2 separate regions of the Homo sapiens genome follow, and region 2 is linked to region 1. Evidence: chromatin loops called from intact Hi-C (ENCODE). Cell type or tissue: CD4-positive, alpha-beta T cell. All regions are shown on one strand. Each heading gives the region's core, and the rest is flanking DNA. Links, peaks and the distances in the headings are about the cores only.

What was found. Peaks named below come from ENCODE experiments on the same cell type or tissue, not always from the same donor. Only the 100,000 strongest peaks of a DNase experiment are listed, where the experiment ranks them.
Region 2: a loop joins it to region 1, with 4 times the contacts of the local background. A loop is called at or near these places in 7 of 110 quality-filtered maps.

What each region holds. Positions count from the first base shown.
Region 1 is chr9:104,022,575-104,028,121 of GRCh38, forward strand. No RefSeq gene overlaps it. Among named protein-coding and RNA genes, the nearest start is that of LINC03094, 26 kb to the left of the region's middle. In CD4-positive, alpha-beta T cell, for the core only: no CTCF peak of the experiment used is centred there; no DNase peak of the experiment used is centred there.
Region 2 is chr9:104,740,695-104,746,241 of GRCh38, forward strand. All of the region lies in intron 1 of LOC107987105 (a long non-coding RNA gene), which reads right to left. Among named protein-coding and RNA genes, the nearest start is that of NIPSNAP3A, 4.2 kb to the right of the region's middle. In CD4-positive, alpha-beta T cell, for the core only: CTCF peaks have their summits at 2,889 (motif pointing left) and 3,100; a DNase peak (open chromatin) is centred at 2,877.

The DNA of each region.
Region 1 (5,547 bases), core at 1,355-3,854:
CTTCTAAGCCATTACTCCCATGAAAGAGTTCCCTACTGTAGAGCAGACCCTCAGGGCAGAAAATTTTAATCATAAACCTAAAAAAACATTGATTTGTTGACATTTTTGAAGGCATAAATATAGTCTTCATATGACCTTAACCAGGATGAGGAAACCTTGGTCAATCATGAAATTCTGACTGACTGGAGGGTAAAATCCTTCAGTGGAGTACCAGTCAAAAAAAAAAAAAAATTCATAGGATGAGGTGATTTTACATTTGTTTTTTAAAAATATAAATCTAAAATATTGTATTTTCTGGCTTTATAAAGTAAGAACAAGAAAAATAAAATCTATTAGCTCTCATTGCTATTGGATGATTCAACCAAAATAATGCTTTATTACTGTTATGGATATTTATGGGAAGAAAGAGAAAGAAACAGTGGTAGTAAAAGAAAGATAAATAAAATAAGAGGGTGAAGGTAAATACAGAGGAGAGGACCAACCAGGAAGCAGGGAAGAGAGAAAGAAGGAACCATGTGCTTAAAAACACAAAACACGGTCGGGCGTGGTGGCTCATGCCTGTAATCCCAGCTCTTTGGGAGGCCGAGGCAGGAGGATCACGAGGTCAGGAGTTCAAGACCAGCCTAGCCAACATAATGAAACCCTATCTCTACTAAAAATACAGAAAAAAAAAATTAGCAGGGCATGGTGGCAGGCACCTGTAATCCTAGCTACTCAGGAGGCTGAGGCAGGAAAATCACTTGAACCTAGGAGGCAGAGATTGCAGTGAGCGAGATTGCACCACTGCACACCAGCCTGGGAGACAGTGCGAGACTCTGTCTCAAAAAAAACCACACAAAACATTATCAGTTAGGAGTAGGTTTTTCTGAAGATAACAGAAAAAGCCAAAATAACAGTAGCTTAAACGAAATAAATCTTTATTTATCCTCCATATAAAATTTCAAGCCACAAGGACACTGCCAGCATGACGGCCCCACAACAATTGGCAAAGCTGGCTCATTCTGTCATGTTGCCCAGCCCAAAGTAATATGATGCTGAATTCTCGAAGATGGCTGCACATTTGCTCATCAATCAAGTCCATATTCTAACCAATCTTAGGGAGTAAAGCATAAAGAAAAGCATGCCTTGTTCCAATAGTCAAATTTCCCTGAAGTTGCACACTTAATCACATGTCCAAACCTAGATGTAAAGGATGCCAATAAATGTTAACATTATCTCAAGTTAAAATTTGGAGTTTCTGTTGCTAAGTAAAAAGTGAAACATGGACATTTCTATATATAATTTGTACTCCTTGTCACCGAAACCCATCATTTATTCCTTTTTCCTGGAAACATAAAAATTAGTTATTTGTTATAGTTATAACAAAGTAATATTTCCCAATTCCTCTAAACAGTCAGAATTTTTCTGTTTGTATGTTTAATCATTAGATAACATTTTAGTAGTCAATTTTAATTTTCCCATGGAAGTTTGAAGTTTTCCTTAGATACAGAAAATAATTTCTGGAGATTTTAAAATTTACTTTGAGATTACAAAAGGATTTCAGCCAATTAACTATGTCTGCTCATATCCTTAGTATTGTCTTCCTTCCACAATTCAAATTTACAGCTGTGATTTATTGGTGTGAATAGCTAAAGCATCCAGATTTCATGTATTCTTTCAGTAAAGACAAATTGTTTAATGTAATTCAGTTGTTATTCCTTTGTAGGACACTGCATATTAAAAAAAAAAAGAAAAGCCTCATTTTTATTCTATATGCCCCTATGTGGAATTGAGAAAATAAGGCTATTTCTCCATGTTGGGAATAACTTCTAAAAATTGTATCAGTGAAAAAAATAGTGTAACTTAGAATTAAACTTATGTAGTGTTTACCAATATTGAAATGCATTTTCAGATTCTAATGAATAGAATGTTGTATGACTTCCAAGGCTAGGTCATAACAGGGAATATTGTCTAGTAGGCTTTCCCTCTTTCCCAGGCATGAACCTTCAGAGCCCTGAGCTGCCTTGTAAGAAGTCTAGCTAGCAATGCCACCATGCTGGAGAGATGATGAGGGAAAACTACATACAGACACAAACAGAGTGAGACACTCAAGAAGCCCTAGTTGTGGAATACAGCAGTGCTATGGAGGCTTGACATAACCATCTACTTTTCCAGAAACCCACATTGTCTAAGGTAAGATAGTGTGTGCGAAAGTTTATTGAATCCGTTGATTCGCTACCTATTTCTGCTAATTCACTTGATTAACATCTGTTCAATAATGATGTGTAATCCATCCCTGGGAAATTTGAAATGTGAGGTGAAAAACTAAAGACCTGAAGGGCACAGGCAGTATAATTATTTTTCTTTAAAAATAAAAGTATTTCATTCAATGGGCTGGGTGCGGTGGCTCACACCTGTAATCCCAGCACTTTGGGAGGCTGAGATCTCAGGGAGGATGGTTTAAGGCTAGGAGTTTGACACCAGCCTGGTCAACAGAGTGAGACTCCATCTGTATTTAAAAGACATTAAAAATAAAAAAAGAAAAGTATTTCATTCAATGATCAAAACTTTGTCGCTTTGTGACTTGTACTTACAACAAAGCCCTACTCTCATTTGAAAGAGAAGGAAATATGACATATAGAGGAGGCAGAAATCCAGTGGAAATAATATAGTTTCAAAACCCTTTCATGTATACAGTCATATGTTACTTAATAATGGGGATACATTCTGGGAAATGAGTCATTAGGCAACTTTGTCATTGTATGAACATCATAGAGTGTACTCATGCAAACCTGAATGCTACAGCCTAATACCAACCTATGCTATAAGGCGTAGCCTATTGCTCCCAGGCTTTTAATTTATACAGCATGTTACTGTATTGAATACTGTAGGCAACTTTGCCACAATGGTATTTGTGTATCTAAACATAGAAAAGTTACAATAAAAATATAGTATTATAATCGTATGGAACCACCATCCTATAGGTAGTCTGTCATTGACCAAAACATTCTTATGCAGCACATGACTGTATTATTTTATCCAAACTCCACAGCAGTCTCTAAGGATTAAAAGAAGGTTTTCTTTACACTCCAGAGATGAAAAACCAGAGATTCAAAAAGGCTAAGTGGGTCCCTGGTCAAATACCATTTCCTTTAAGACCATCATGACTAGGTTAAATGTCTCTTTCATGAGTATTTATAACACCATATGTCTTTCCATTGCAGTGCTTAAAATATTTATAATTTACATTATTTATATGACTTAAATATTAAACTTGTCTTTTCCACAAGATTGTACACTTCATTGGAGCAGGGACTGAGTCTTCTTTTGCTCACTCTTGTACGTCTAGTTTATGTAGGTATTAAGTAATATTTTATTAATTAAGTCATGTTCTCCAATTGATAAAATAATACCCTAAAAGTACCAAACCATTGATGTGAGTCTGAACCTCCAAATCTCTAGCTCTTCAAAAGGTTTGAAAGGACCTTATTTCAGGGCTGTTTGTGGCAAAAAGTCACGGAATCTCACAAGACTTTTAAAATGCCTTCCTACTGAACTAGAATTCAGATTTTTAAATTCAGTCACCAGATGGGGCAAGATAATCACTAACAAATCATAAACGTGGTGTGTTTCAAAGACAGTGTTTTCATTTATTCATTTACTCAATTATTTATGCATTTCTAACAAATACATTTCAGTACCTCCTAAAATGACATTAGGTGGTATAGAGAATAAAATGAAATTCATGTACTCAGGATCTTTATAATCAATTTTAAGTGGCCATAGAATTCTATGTCATTTTTTGAAATGAAAGATGACAACAGATGATTAAGTTCCAAAAGCATTGTGCAGGGAATTCATCTATTAGGCATTCATTGAAAACCGAAGTGGTTAGATATAGTTTCATGGAAAAAGATATGCAAAAGCAGGATAAGTCACACACTTACTGTGGAAACCGCAGGCATGATTGGGGCAACTAATTAGTGTGTGGTAATGCAGTTAGGAGGGGGAATGTGATGACAATAATGAATAAGCAAGCAAAAGCAAGATCGCAAAGGCCCTTGTGTCCTCTTCATCCTGAAATCTATTGGAAACTATGGCATAATTTTCCTGTTGGCAAGTCATATGGAAATAATGCAGATTGTCTAGTAGACATCTGTAGATGTCTAGTTTATTGTATGAAGTAATATTTTATGAATGAGTTAATTAAGTCATACTCTTCATTTGATGAAATAATACCCTAGAATGGGATAGGGCAGGGTGCAAATGGCTTACAGAAGGCAAGGAGATGAGCTATGAGTGTTGTAAACAATACAGATACAAGATATCAGAACATAGAAGCTACAGTTCTTGTTGATTTAGTGAATACTGTGAGGTGAAGAAAAATGAATAAGACACAGAAATATAATGTAAGTCCTAGAATTCTTATTTCAGAGGTTAGGAAGAAGATGGTGCCATTTACTAAGGAAGAGAAAAAGAACTGTAGATTATACAAATTTGGGGGAGAGAATAAATCATTCAGCTCAAGTACATATAAATTAAGGTGTTAGTGAAAGATGCAATCGTAGATATTCATGAGACAGTTGAAATTTAAAAATAAAATAGAGAACATATAAATAGAAGACACAAAAAAAGGATTGATATCAAATGGGACAAAAAGAGAAAAGCTACATCACTGAAAGTCAACAGCACATCAGAGGTATTTTGTGACAAAAATTTAGATTAAGTCACATAGGATCAATACATAGTATGAGAATAGAAAGATGAGGAGGGAATCATGGAGAAAACTAACAGGGCTTGAACAGAACTAGAGGAGACTGCGAAGAATTGGCCCAGATACATGACAATAAGCTGGTGAGGGTAATGACCCCAAAACCAAGGGAGAACAGAGTCGTGTGAAAGAGGAAGTAATCAACAGCATCGGGTGCTGCTGCTGAACGTTCAAATAATGTAAGGACTGAAAGAAAAATGTTGATTTTGGCAGCTAGGATATTACTGGTAACCATCGTGAGGGCAGTTTCAGTTTGGTGCCAGAGGCAGAAGGCAGATTTCAATAAGTTGAAGTGGAACTGGCAGGTGAGGAAACCAGTTCTTCAGTGAGAAGAGATTCCTTTTCAAAAAGCTTGGCTATAGAGACACAGTGAGATCTAGGCTAGTGAGGACTGTGTGGCAAAGGAAGGGTCTTTTATTTTAATGTGGAAGAACATAGAATGTATTTTTTGGGGTGATACAAACTGGTAGACAGAAAATTATTGATTTCACAAGATTCCTAAAGAATTTGGAAGAGATGGGATCCAAATTTCAGGTAGAGATACGTATTTCAAATAAAAGACTATAAAATTGAAGCAAAGTTGTTAAATATGACTCCTAATATAATAAATATCATAAATTTGTAGGTGATAACAGAGGAAATACCTGCCTGATGCTCTCAATGTCATCAGTTAAACTGAAGGCACAACAGAAAGGATTTGTCAGTAAGTTAAGCAAGAATAGGAGAAATGGGTCTGTAGAAAAGAAGCACAGCACAGTGGTGGGGAGGGGAGGTATGAGCAGTGAGAGGGTAGATAG
Region 2 (5,547 bases), core at 1,358-3,857, 720 kb after region 1:
CATCCATAAGATATGCAAATATTAAAGTCTTACAAGAATTGCAAGAATGTGCAGGAAGAGGAAATACGATTCACTGCCTGGGAGCATAAATGGCTATGGTGAACCAAAAATTGTAAAGTTGACTCATTAATTCCACTTACAGGGATGTGCCTAAGGACATATCTACAAAATTACTCATTGAAGCATTATTTATAAACCTGGGAATATTTAAGTATCAAAAGAGAAAGAGGAACAAAGTTACAATATGCTCAAATATTGGATTGTAAGAGAGCAATTAAAATGAGCCAACCAGCTCTAAATGGCTTATTTTGTTACCTTTGGCAAACCACCTAACTTCTTTAAGCTTCCTCTTTGCTGTGTGTTTTAGTCTAAAATGTAAATATCAGCTTTACAGAGTGAAATGAAAGTAAGAAAGGACTTAAGTAAAAGGTATACTACATAACAGCATGTAAGAAATATCAGAAATAATAAAATCTGATGACCCCTTGTCGGTAAATAGGCATCACTGACATTCTCTGAGAAAAAAAGGGATGAGAACCGAACAAGTGATCTGAGATTAAGTAAATATTTCTTAAAACCTTTAAAAAATGAAAGGGCAGCCAAGTAGGTATGAGAACTAACCAAAGAGGGTTCAGTTCTCAATAAACAGGTAATTATAAAGGAGACTTTAGTAATATAAATTAACAAATATGCTTCATTCCAAAAACAAAGAAGAGAAAACAAACAAAAAACAACAAAGAGGCAAAGGACCAAATGTTTTTGTTTGTTTTTGAAACTCTCACCCAGGCTGGAGTGCAGTGGTGCATACTTGGGCCACTGCAACCTCCACCTCCTGGGTTCAAGCACTTCTCCTGCTTCAGCCTCCCAAGTAGCTGGGATTACAGGTGCCTGCCACCACACCTGGCTAATTTTTGTATTTTTAGTGGAGACACAAGGTTTCACCATGTTGGCCAGGCTAGTCTTGAACTCCTGACCTCAAGTGATCTGCCAGTCTGCCTCCCAAAGTGCTGGGATTACAGGCGTGAGCCACAGCACCTGGCAAGACCAACTGATTTTTAATAAAAAATAATATGAAACAGGACTTATACTGAAGTACCCTCTAAAGTTATGACTTTTATTAACTTTCTTCCCAGTTTTTATTTTGTGCTAAGTGGAAGCTTCAGATGACTCCAAGGGAGTATGAAAATTGGGAAACTTTTTTTTTTTTTTTTTTTGAGACGGAGTCTCGCTCTGTCGCCCAGGCTGGAGTACAGTGGCCTCATCTCGGCTCATTGCAAGCTCCGCCTCCCGGGTGCACGCCATTCTCCTGCCTCAGCCTCCGGAGTAGCTGGGACTACAGGCACCTGCCACCATGCCCGGCTAATTTTTTGTATTTTTAGTAGAGACGGGGTTTCACCGTGTTAGCCAGGATGGTCTCGATCTCCTAACCTCGTGATCCGCCTGTCTCGGCCTCCCAAGGTGCTGGGATTAAAGGCGTGAGCCACCGCGCCCGGCGGGAAATGTATTTTTTTAATACTCAGTATCTTTATATGAGAAGAAAATAATTTTGGATATGAAGGCAACTTCTAATAGCACTATTAAGCTATCATGAAAAGACAACTTAGAATGTTTTTCAGAGGGAATATTAATCTGAGAAGTTCTAATTTCCCATAAACTATTTCTGTTAACCTTCAAAAGCGATAGTGAGGCATTTGAACTTAGTTCAGAAAGAATGTGTCGAAAATCCTAGGCAGTATCGTGAAACACCTAATAAAGACCAAAAGAGGCAATAGGCCCCTTTTGGTTGGACACAGCCTACTTGCCCCTTGCATTAAAGTTCTAGCTCTCAATACAACATTGAGAATAAATAAAATACAACAAACTTAAAGATGCTATAAAAACAATCAATGAGAGTCAAGTAAATCTAACTCAGATTAGAAAGTTAATCAATTACCCAGCTAGTAGGTACCTGGGACAACTTGTGGAGGTAAAGAAAACACTGGCGAGCATCGAATAATGAGTGTTCATTTGGAAGGGGAACTTAATGAAAAAAAATATGTACTAACAAAGTGTGTAAGTGCTTAAAGCTAGAAGATATCTCGACTTAAACACCTAGTAAAAAAAAAAACGAGCCATATTTAATAAGAAAAATCTGAAACAAATAGCAAAAGGTTCAGAAATATTTGTCTAATAAAATTTCTCCCCGACTCCAGTTGTGAGGCACAGGGATTATTCAGAGCGAAAGATTTGCAAAGCCTATTTTGGGAAATAATTGTATTCACTGATATCAGGATTTAAAATGTCATTAGCACTAAAATTCATTTTCCAATGGAAAACGTAAAAGTCAATTTTTATATCTAAAAAGAGGTAATGGATATATAAACATGTTTATGTGTTTTAGAAATAAAAATACTTCATTAATAGAAAAAAATTAAATACATTTCTAGTATACTTAAATATTTAGCTATTCACAAGTCTTTACTGCTTTACTCCAAGAACTCTAGCTGAAAAGAGACTAATACAGAAATATCAAGACATGCTGACCACCTCAGAAAGAAGCATGCAGTGGTGGTTTTTTCTTTTTTCTTCATTAAGGCATTTAATTCAATGTTCAACATACAACAGGTGCTTAACAAATATTTGGTGATATCAGTAGGTCTCTTTTTAAAGAAAACTGAATAAAAAATGATTTTTTTAATTATTAACCCGCCTTATTATTACTAGTAACCTGCCTTTACAGAAGTTTTTCTTCTATACATAATCCAGTATCACACACAAAAAAAACTGTAAGTTAAGTCTACTCTATAAATACCTATAACTTACATTACAGGAACTCAAAAATAACAGAAATAGACATATGCACACACTAACACCGAATGAAGGAAAAGTGAGTCTATGCCACCATCTAGTGGCTGCAGAATAATAAAGCACCCAAACAAGAAAGTACCCAGGGATGTAGTACCAGAATATAAGCATCTAGAATTTACATGTAGAGCTACTGCCCTCCTATTCAGTTGGGCCAGCACTGGCATTACCTGGCCTATTCAGTTGGGCCAGAATTGGGTCTACCTGCTCGCTTCTGCATAAGTCTGACCTTCGAAAAAAACCAAGCGGGAACACCATCAAGTTTCCTTTGCTCACCTCATACAATTCCCACCACATTTCAACGGATACCTATTTGTTATGAAAGGTATAAAAATGCATCTTCACATTCGTCAGACCAGATGGGCAATAATAAAAAATTGGTCAGGAAAACCTCATACATTGCTATTAAACAGTCTGGCACTACTTAGTAAAGATGAATATGTACATAACTTATGACCGAGCAATTCCACTCCTGGGTATGTAATCCAGAGTAGTGGTTTGTAATTTCCAGTACACAGATCCTGAGTGAATCTATAGATAGAATTCAGAGGGTCTGATAAGTTGGATGAATAACAATTCCATCTTTATTGGCAACAACTTCTAACTAAAATTAACCATTTCCTTTATGAAGGTAGGCAACAAACCACAATATTAGCAGGACCTGTGACTTTGTAACCAATAAATATTATAGACAATGTCAAATTCCATTTATAGTTGTTGTAAATACATAAAAATTTCTTCCACACTTATCACTACTTCAAAATTACATCTTTTACACCCACTATTAGATATTGTTTTTTAGTGCCCTAATAAAGAAGCATCTCTATTTCTTTTTAAAAAGTTTTTTATATTTCATTATTCTAGTTCATTTTTTTCATATTTGATTTTGTATTTTGATTATTCTAGTTCACTTTTTTCACTGTATTTGTTTTCTTTGCAACCCTATGTATTTGTTATACATTTAAAAACATTTGGGATCCACAGGCTCACAAGATTTTGAAAGGATTTTAAGACACAAAAAAAGGTTAGTAATACCTGCCCTAGAGAAATTCTTCTGGCGGAACCAGGAGACATCTACAAATAAATTCAAACAGCTTTGTTTATAATAGTCAGATGGACAAAAAAACAAGGTATTTTCATGTAATAGAATAGCATACTAAAGGGATGTGAATTAATTATTACAACTGCATTAATGTGGTTGATTTGCAAAAGCCTAAAGTTATAGCTAACAGTTATGTAACAAAATAATAAAATTAGTTAATAAACAATCTAAAACAGGCAAACCAAAGCAATATACTCTTTAGAGTTATATACAAATGTAGTTGAATTATTTCAGAAAAATCAATGTAATAACACAAAATTTGGGATCATGGTTACTTGAGGGAATTGGAGGAGAGGGTTGTAAGAAGAATGTGACCAGGAATGAACATGTATTGAGCTTCTGAGTTGCTGGCAATACCCTTTTGCTTAAGCCTTGTGGCAAGAGCACAGACATTCACTTTATTATTCTTCTTTAAAGTGTACAGATATCTCATATACACTTTCATACCTATAATAAATGTTTGATATTACCTTCTTAGATAGGTCATCTCTGTCTATCCAATCCAAAATAACTACCCAGTTACTCTATATCATACGAGCCTATTTTAATAATCTAGTTTTTTGATAGGATTTTTCTAGCTTTGAACTGTCTATCCTTTGGACTATTTGTCAGAATTTCAGGATATGCAACAATAATTTTCAAAATATTTATCCTATACATTTTCCAGGCAGTTTAGGGATATGCTTTTTAAAATAGCCACAGAACAATATTACATTTTAAATTCTGTCTAAAAGCTACTTTCCACTGCAAATCTAAAATTACCTTAATAATCACATATCTTTTAAAAATAAATGGTAAACTGAACTGGTTTTACAATTGGGCTTCAAAGTCTGTGCCACTTCGTAGCAATGAAACTGAGAAAATTCTCTTTTCAGACTTCACCTTTCTCACTTAAAAAACGGAGATAAAGCTTAACTCACAGTATTTGAGGATATTTAAAACCTGTGAGAAAGAGAATAGGAGAATATTTTAGCTACTTAGAAGCACTTAACAATGTTTAGCCATCTCTCAATTGTAGCCATGAATTTTGCCCCTATCTGTATTTTCCTCTTGGAAATTCCTCTTGGAAGTTCCCTGTATCTTTCTGCTGGATGGATGCAGTTAATGATGAGACTAGGGAATGGCAAAGCCACCGGGTAGAAGCCTGGCTCCCTAATTCACTAAGTATAGAAGAGCTACCTGCCAACTAGAAAAACCCACTTTGTATTCTTATAAAAAATAAACTCCTATAGTGTTTGAGTAATAATACACTTTTTTGAGTGTTGATTTACAAGAGCTATTTAATCTACCCTAATTAATATATTATTGAAAGATACTACCAAATGCTGAGTGTTCTGGCCTTCTTCCCTCCTCAGCCTCAGGAAACTGGCAGCAAGGCTTTTCTCACACAGATAAGATACTGGAAGTTTCCCTTCCCTAACACTGACTACACAGATAAATAACTTGCAGATAACAGTTTGGGGGGAGGGGATACAGCCTTCAGTGAAATACCCAGGTCAGATCACCTCACAGTGAAGCCCACTATTTGAAGAGATTCACCTGTGCTTACAGTGCTTTTAACATGTTTTTCTCACTCCAAAATATATTTTTAATGTAAACAT